Regions from separate parts of the Homo sapiens genome. Here regions 1 and 3 are each linked to region 2. The links are chromatin loops, found by intact Hi-C in ENCODE. Cell type or tissue: psoas muscle. All regions are shown on one strand.

Region 1 (2,500 bases), 200 kb before region 2:
GTAGATGAATGTAGGTCTACTTACTGAGACAATTACATAATCTAATAAAAAGATTTAAAGAAGTGGTCTCTTGTCTTCTTGTTACAGCCCAATAGAGGAACTGGTTCCACGGCTTTGTTTGATGTCAGTGAATTATGCAACAGGTTTTAAGAACTGGTTCTTAAATAGTAAGGGCTGGATTGCACTGCGGTCATGTTTTTCAAAAGTCAAAAACAAGTACTTTCTGTTGGATGTACACATGGCAAGACAGCGAGAATATTTTATATGTTTTGATTGTCTTCACAATCTAACCATGACTCAGTCAGGCAGTGAGCCCCATCAGTTGTTAAAAATGATTTAAATATAGTCAAATAATTTGTTCTTGTGAACACAACCTAGCTTCTATTTTCAGGTAAAGGGACATTTTCATTTTTCCCTTGTGGTCTAACTCCAAGTTTTCCTTGTCATCGTTGTAAGCATAAATCTTGTAATATCTTCTCTTTGGAACCAAAGCTAATGGTGTAATGATATGAAGAAGAGAATAATCAGAGAGAGTTTTCAGACAAGGTGAAAATACAGTAAAACCCTGGAATTAGATTTGGATTGGATTATAAAGAAAAGGAAGCATGTGTCCTTGTTTAGATGGGGAAAAATTATGGGAGTGCAAATATTTATATCAAAATCTAAGATAAAAAGATGGATAGAGCTAGGTATATATTAACATCAGATGGAATCCTTTTTTCACTTGTCAGTACACAAGCAACTGAAGTTGGAAAAATAGTAAGAACATCATTGTGTGAGTAAATATAGAACAGGTGAAAAACTCTGTGCTGAGATTTCTTTTCTGATTTTGTTTCTTCTTTATCAACAACTCTGGAGATTCTTATCACAGCCAACGACCTTTGTTGCAGGCCTTACTGCATGGGACTCTGTTTCATCTGCTTTTGTGCTTAGTCACTGTAGCCTCCTGTCTGCAGCTGTTTTCTCTACCAGGGGCAGGCAGGGTTGTGGCGTCTTTAGAAAATAGGGCATGCAAGGCAGCAGGTGCCAGTGTCAGTAAAGGCCCTGCCTGGCTCCCTTGCTGAGAATCCAGGCTATGCCTGAGCTAGGGTGTGCACGTGTGTGTGACTGTGTGTGTGTATTGCAAAACAAAGTTTCTTGGGTTTAGCTAGATTTCATTTTACCTTCTGAGTGAGCTTGTATTTTCCATGGAAAATGGACAATTCTTTCTTTTCCATAGGTCAGGAAGCTGTTCCTGCATTCTTTGGGACCAGAAAAATAATTTTCATTTATCTTCTGTCATTATCTGACTCTTTCCTCCTAAATCTCATTTACACTGATGTAAATGTAATATTTTATAATGACAGTCCAATAGTGTGTAATCTCTTTAATGTCTGAAATTCTGAACATCTGAAATTCTGTTTTATTCACATAATATATTTTTTTTTGAGATGGAGTTTCGCTCTTGTTGCCCAGGCTGGAGTGCAATGGTGTAATCTTGGCACACTGCAACCTCCGCCTCCCAGGTTCAAGCAATTCTTCTGTCTCAGCCTCCCAAGTAGCTGGGATTACAGGTGCCTGCCTGCCACCACGCCCAGCTATTTTTTTGTATTTTTAGTAGAGATGGGGTTTCACCATGTTGGCCAGGCTGGTCTCGAACTCCTCAGCTCCGGTGATCCACCTGCCTTAGCCTCCTAAAGTGCTGGGATTACATGTGTGAAGCACTGTGCCTGGCCCTTCACCAAGCATCTTTTATTGAGGCCATACATTCATATGAAAAACTTCCCAATCAATCTTGGGTAGATACCTGAAAATAAATATTTAAGGCACACTAACCTGTTTGAATGATCAAAGTACCAGTTGTCATTTAGCCAAATGGGAAGAGACCAAGCTGAGAGTCAGAAGGCAAGATTCTTTACTTGGGGTTGGCACTGACCTTTGAGCAAATCAGTGCCTTTTTTTTTTTTGAGACAGTCTCTCTCTGTTGCCCAGGCTGGAGTGCAGTGGCAATCTTGGCTCACTGCAACCTCTGCCTCCCGAGTTCCAGTGATTCCCCTGCCTCAGCCTCCCAAGTAGCTGGGATTAGAGGCATGAGCCACCATGCCCAGCTAATTTTTGTATTTTTAGTAGAGACAGGGTTTCACCATGTTGGCCAGCTGGTCTTGAACTCCTGACCTCAGGTGATCCACCTGCTTCAGCCTCCCAAAGTGCTGGAATTACAGGTGTGAGCCACTGTGCCTGGCAAGTCAGTGCATTCTTGAAGGACCTCATTCTCTACAGATGTAAATGCAGATATTGCAATGGAAAAGACTGGGAGTGTGTGTGTATGTGTGTGTGCACTTTTTTCGTGTGCTTGTATAATCCTGAAGACGCAGCTCTTTCTTCTTCCAGTCAGATATCCAGCTTAGCATAGGAGAGGATAGGAGTTGAAGATACCATTAGTTATAACTAGGATGTGGATGTTGTCTTTTCTTGCTGGCACTGTGGAGGCTGTCACCTCCCTTGTAAGTACTACTAAAAA
Region 2 (2,500 bases):
CTAGTTACACTCATATTTCTAAAAGTACCTGCTTTGTAGACTCGCTTTGTGCCTTCCATTGTCACAGTTGGGATTTGTCTAAAAAATCACTGTCATCCAGACACTGATCCTGTTATAATATGGGAACACCTTCCTTCAAATTTTAATGTGGATTTTCCAACGTCCTTGGTCTGACATTTTCCACAAATGTCAAATGCCAGCATTAGTCAGCCTTGCTTAATATTATATAGAAAAGAGATGTGACGGCTTTTATTTACAAAAATATTTTAAATGTGATTACTTTTCTTTCTCTGATTCTTCCTTGCAAGCTTATTTTCCCCGCATTGCTCTTCAGTGGAAATGTGTCTAACTGGTTGTTAGAATCCATTTTAAAATGGGGCACTAATATGGGAGAAAATGAGGAAATCAAATCCCAAAGCCTGCTCCTTGAGTCTGGAACATCTTAGTTGGGTGAAGGCTGTGAGAATGTGAAGAGAGGAATGAGAATGTGAAGAGAGGAGACACAGAGCCATTTCTTTGGAGAGAGCCATTGCTTTCCTGTAAGTGTCCACCCAACCTGACGGACCTTGTTGTCCACCCAACCTCCAACCTTGTTGGAGACATTCTGGTTCACGGTCTAACACCTGCCCAGATAAATCACCATCTCAGGAATACCTTTGGTGGAGCTTTTCTGAACAACCTTAAACTTCAAACTTGAATAAATGCTTCCCCACACTCCTATCGTTCCCTCAAAAAAAAAAAAATGTGCTGTTCTTCTAAGAAGTAAAATGACAGGCCTGGCAAACAAATGTTTTTACTCATATGACATACTATAATGAGGCATCATTAATCTTTATCCTGAAAGACGGTTTTCAGATGTGCAAAGTGAGAAGATTATTTCTCTGAACCGAGTGTGGTGGTGGTGCCTGCAGTCCCAGCTACTCGGGAGGCTGATGCAAGAGGATTGCTTGAGTCCAGGAGTTGGAAGCTGCAGTGAGCTGTGACCGCACCACTGTACTCCAGCCTGGCAGAGCGAGATCCTGTCTCTAAAAAAACAAAAAAAACCCATACTGTCTCTGGTCTGGAATTAGGTTTTGTCACAGTGAAAAGGCAGACTGAATTTCCATAAGCTTTATTCTCCTTTTTCAAAATATGTGTCTCATTACTATCTACTATTTACTCAGTACTAAGGGATTTAATTTCTTTGCAAATATTTCCTTTCATTGAAAACCATCCTATCCCCCAAATAGTCACTTTGCTCAGAACTAACTAGTAGTGAGTGGCCAAAAAATATTGTATTGGTTTTTTCACTAAGTTTTATAATTTTTTTTTTCTGAGCCATTTGTTTTCTTTACATTTTCGTGTATGGAAAGAGAAGCCTAATGTGCTTGACCTAGGCTAACGGTCTGTCCTGAAAAGAATTTTTACTTCCTAGAAGTAAAGGGCTGATGGGCAGGGGAAGGCGGTTGGCTTGACTGGACACTCAAAGAAGAAATTGTCCTCAATACGAACGAGCTTGAGCCTGGATTCACCTTCTGTTCTTGGCAAAACATTTTGTCATGGGACTGTGGGGTGACTGGTGCCACCTCGTGGAGAGTTCCAGAAAGACACTGGGAGATGCATTGGAGGTCATCATTCCCTTACTCCTCTGAAATCTCAGGACTGGAAGACACCACAGCGAGTTTATTCTTTTGCCTCTTGGCCTGTCCTGAAATAGCCCAGTCACATGAGAATCTCTGATGCTTTAGAAGATTTCAGAGAGTAACATTTGCTAACCATTAGCAGGAGCTCGTGCCAAAGCTTAATAATAATAATAATAATAACAAAATTAGCCCATGCTTATTAGTTGTTTGTCATGTTCCAGGCACTGTTTTCAGGACTTTTCCTCTGTTCGGTCCTCATGACTACTTTCTGAGGTAGGCACTTGGATCCTCTCTATTTTACCAATGAAGAAACTGAGACAGAGCAGTACGAAAGTTGCTCAGGGTTACTCAATAAAGTGTAAAGTGTGAAACTTTGAGGCAGGATTTGAACCAGGGCAGTCAGAATCCAGGGGTGTGCCCTCAATCACATCCTACTTCCTGAAACTCAATTCTTGTGAATAAATATTTCCTTGGCATTAGATGAAATTCTCATTTTCAGATTAAACCCCTAATTACTTGTGGAAATAGGTAAACCCCCATGGTCATTCTCTGTTAATGATTGTTACTCAGTAGAGTACAGAGCACTGGGTATGTAGGATGTTTAATGATAAAAATTGTTATGACAATCTAAGAAAGTTATAAATGCTTGAGAAACCCAATCAGCATTTTATATATGTTGTTGACTAAATCAAACTATGAGTCTAGAAAATGAAAGGGAAGAGGGAATTATTGTATTTGGAAAGCAGAATGATGAAGTGTGTGCAGCAATGAGTGTTTGGAAATCAGAAAAGTGTAATCATGATATTGTAACAGCAGAAAGAATTAAGGCTGTGTCAGAAAATTGGAGAAAAAATGGAAAACAAGTCTGAGAAAATGAA
Region 3 (2,500 bases), 52 kb before region 2:
CACTTCTGACTATTTTACAGTGATGCAACAGCAAGGGCTGTTTCCTCTTGGAGACATGGTGGCACTCTGGTTACAGCAACGTGTCTCCTTGCATTTCACTCTCTTTCTCACTGATTAGGTTGTCTTTCCTTTGGGCCATATGACCTGAACTTGCTGGGTCATTAGAGCCTCTTACAAGCACCTCGTCTGGAAAGTCAGTTGGAAAGGAGTTTGCAAGTCCATTACATGTTTCCTGATAAAGAAGGAACTAGTAACATACCCCAGAGACAAAGATAAATCAGAATTTTTCTTTCTCTAAATTAAGACTCAAGTCATTGCACAAAAGAAATGTGCAGAGCACTTTTATAACTGAAGGACAGAAGAGGAGAACCTTTTCATTCACACAGCTTCTGGCTTATGAAATGTAATATGCAAGCTTAGAAAGAATTATTTTAACTCTAAACGAATGAGGAAATTAAATTGAAATTACAATAGTTTAAAATGTATATTTGTTTATAAAATAGATCTATCTCTGTAAGTTACATCATTTTGATTTCTAAAATTCCCCAAATTCTGTATTAAATGATTTCACTCTTTGGTCCCCAGTTTTGCTTATGAAATGTTTTACTGTGTGCTTATTGCATTTGAAGGCAGGATTTTAACAAATGAGTTTTAAGCTTCCCCCCCCCACTGCCTTCAAGAGTTACTATACTTAAATGTATTAATAGAATCCTTTGTGAAATAGAGGCTGGAGCTACATAGCAAACCCTTTTGCAGAGGGAAGGGTATTTTTGTTATAAAGCCCCCTTGGTGTGAATTACTTGTATAGGTGACTCTCAATTTAAATAAGCATAAACTGCCTAAATTAATGAGGTGAATGAGCTTATGGATCTTGCTGTAGTCATGTTCAGTGTAAACTATTCATTGGGGTCTAGATGCTTAGATGAACTCATCTTAGTTAAGGCTATTCGGCATCAAATAATGTGAAACTAATAAGTCGTTGTTCTACTATATGTATTTTTATTTTTTAAAAAAAAATTGAGATGGGGTCTTGCTATGTTGCCCAGGCTGGTCTAGAACTCCTGGGCTCAAAAGATCCTCCTTCCACAGCCTCCCAAAGTGCTTGGATTACAGACATAAACCACCATGCTCAGCCAGTTCTTCATTTTTGATAGATAAAAATTCCCAACAACTGACTGTAATGTTCGTTGGAATGCAAATTTTGCCTATGGCCAGCAGGTGGCAGTATTCAAACCAATTTAATTAAGCTCAGTAAGATGAATAGCTGAATTTTTACTGAGCACCTACCTTACAGCATTGTGCTAGGTGTAAGAGATGCAACACTAAACAAAAACCGAACCACTTATTGTCCTATATAGTTTATTTGTTGTTCTTGTACTATATGTAAGACTAGAAAACCTGTGAATAATCCCTGAAAATGCTTACAATATGACCGTGTTTTATATTGATGGGTAAAGGAGGTAGTAGAGAGGACGCCACACAAGAATCACAAACTGTAATACAAAACTAATATTAAAGGGTCAGTAGAATCACAGAGACATGCGGCTCATAGGCAGTAAAAATCTGTTTCAATAATTATCATAGGGAAGCAATTGTTCTTCGGGTCATCTCTCAGTTTACCGTCTTGTGTCTAGGATGATGGGCCACAGTCCCTTATGTGTAATCCTTTGGGCCAGATGTGTTTAGAACTCAGAATTTTGGAGATTTTAGAAAAGTAACACAATACATATACTGTGCATTACCTAACACCCACTCGTGGAACCTGGGGAACCTTGAAATAAATCAAACACATTCGTATTTATGCCATAAAATATATGAGAATCCACACTGTATGGCCTCATGTTGGTCAGATCTGCTTTGCCAAAAGCTTTGGGTTTTCAGAGACTTTTGGATATTAGGGTGGCAGATGAAGTATTGTACACCTACAACATACTATCCTATGAAAAAAAGAATCTACACTAAAATCTCCAAAAAAGATGTCAGAACTTTCTTTGGTAAACCATTCCAGTTTTCTAGAACATGGATTTGCAGTGTGTAGAAGCTATGGGAGTTTGATTTCTGCATTTGTTTAAAAATTTGTTCTGCATCGTTAGGTGTTGAGCAATGGCATGCTTGTGTTTTTAAACAAAAGTAGACTAGAATTAATTTTGTTTTGGGAATGTTTAAATCATTTCATCAGATATTTTGAGCTAATTAAGAATATTGCAACATTAGGATTAGAAATTTTGACTATAGAAAAAGAATGTTTTGCTTATGATCACTTAATAACGTGACTTGAGATTTCTGCTGAGTTTCAGTGTACCTACTGATAATATAAACAATTTAATAAAAAGTTAAGTAAAAAGATACTGAATCAAAGCAGGCAAAGCCTTCTGTTGCTTATAGTCATCCAGCTATTGCTTATCCAGTTTTATTTAACTTGTGAAAACCAGGGTAGAATTTACCGTAATGGAATGTTATTGATCTTAGTGGACTCTAGATTTTAACAGATTGCTTTTTA

What was found. Peaks named below come from ENCODE experiments on the same cell type or tissue, not always from the same donor. Only the 100,000 strongest peaks of a DNase experiment are listed, where the experiment ranks them.
Region 1: it touches region 2 in a loop (2.9-fold over the local background); 7 of 110 quality-filtered maps call a loop at or near these places.
Region 3: it touches region 2 in a loop (12-fold over the local background); 78 of 110 quality-filtered maps call a loop at or near these places.

Annotation. Positions count from the first base shown.
Region 1 is chr2:102,603,977-102,606,476 of GRCh38, forward strand. No RefSeq gene overlaps it. Among named protein-coding and RNA genes, the nearest start is that of SLC9A2, 14 kb to the right of the region's middle. In psoas muscle, no CTCF peak of the experiment used is centred here; a DNase peak (open chromatin) is centred at 1,035; H3K27ac peaks cover 2,258 bases.
Region 2 is chr2:102,804,879-102,807,378 of GRCh38, forward strand. All of the region lies in intron 4 of TMEM182 (transmembrane protein 182), which reads left to right. Among named protein-coding and RNA genes, the nearest start is that of TMEM182, 44 kb to the left of the region's middle. In psoas muscle, a CTCF peak has its summit at 1,562 (motif pointing left); a DNase peak (open chromatin) is centred at 1,563; H3K27ac peaks cover 2,337 bases.
Region 3 is chr2:102,752,536-102,755,035 of GRCh38, forward strand. It overlaps a transcript of TMEM182 not described here. Among named protein-coding and RNA genes, the nearest start is that of TMEM182, 8.2 kb to the right of the region's middle. In psoas muscle, a CTCF peak has its summit at 1,204 (motif pointing right); no DNase peak of the experiment used is centred here; H3K4me3 peaks cover 112 bases; H3K27ac peaks cover 1,188 bases.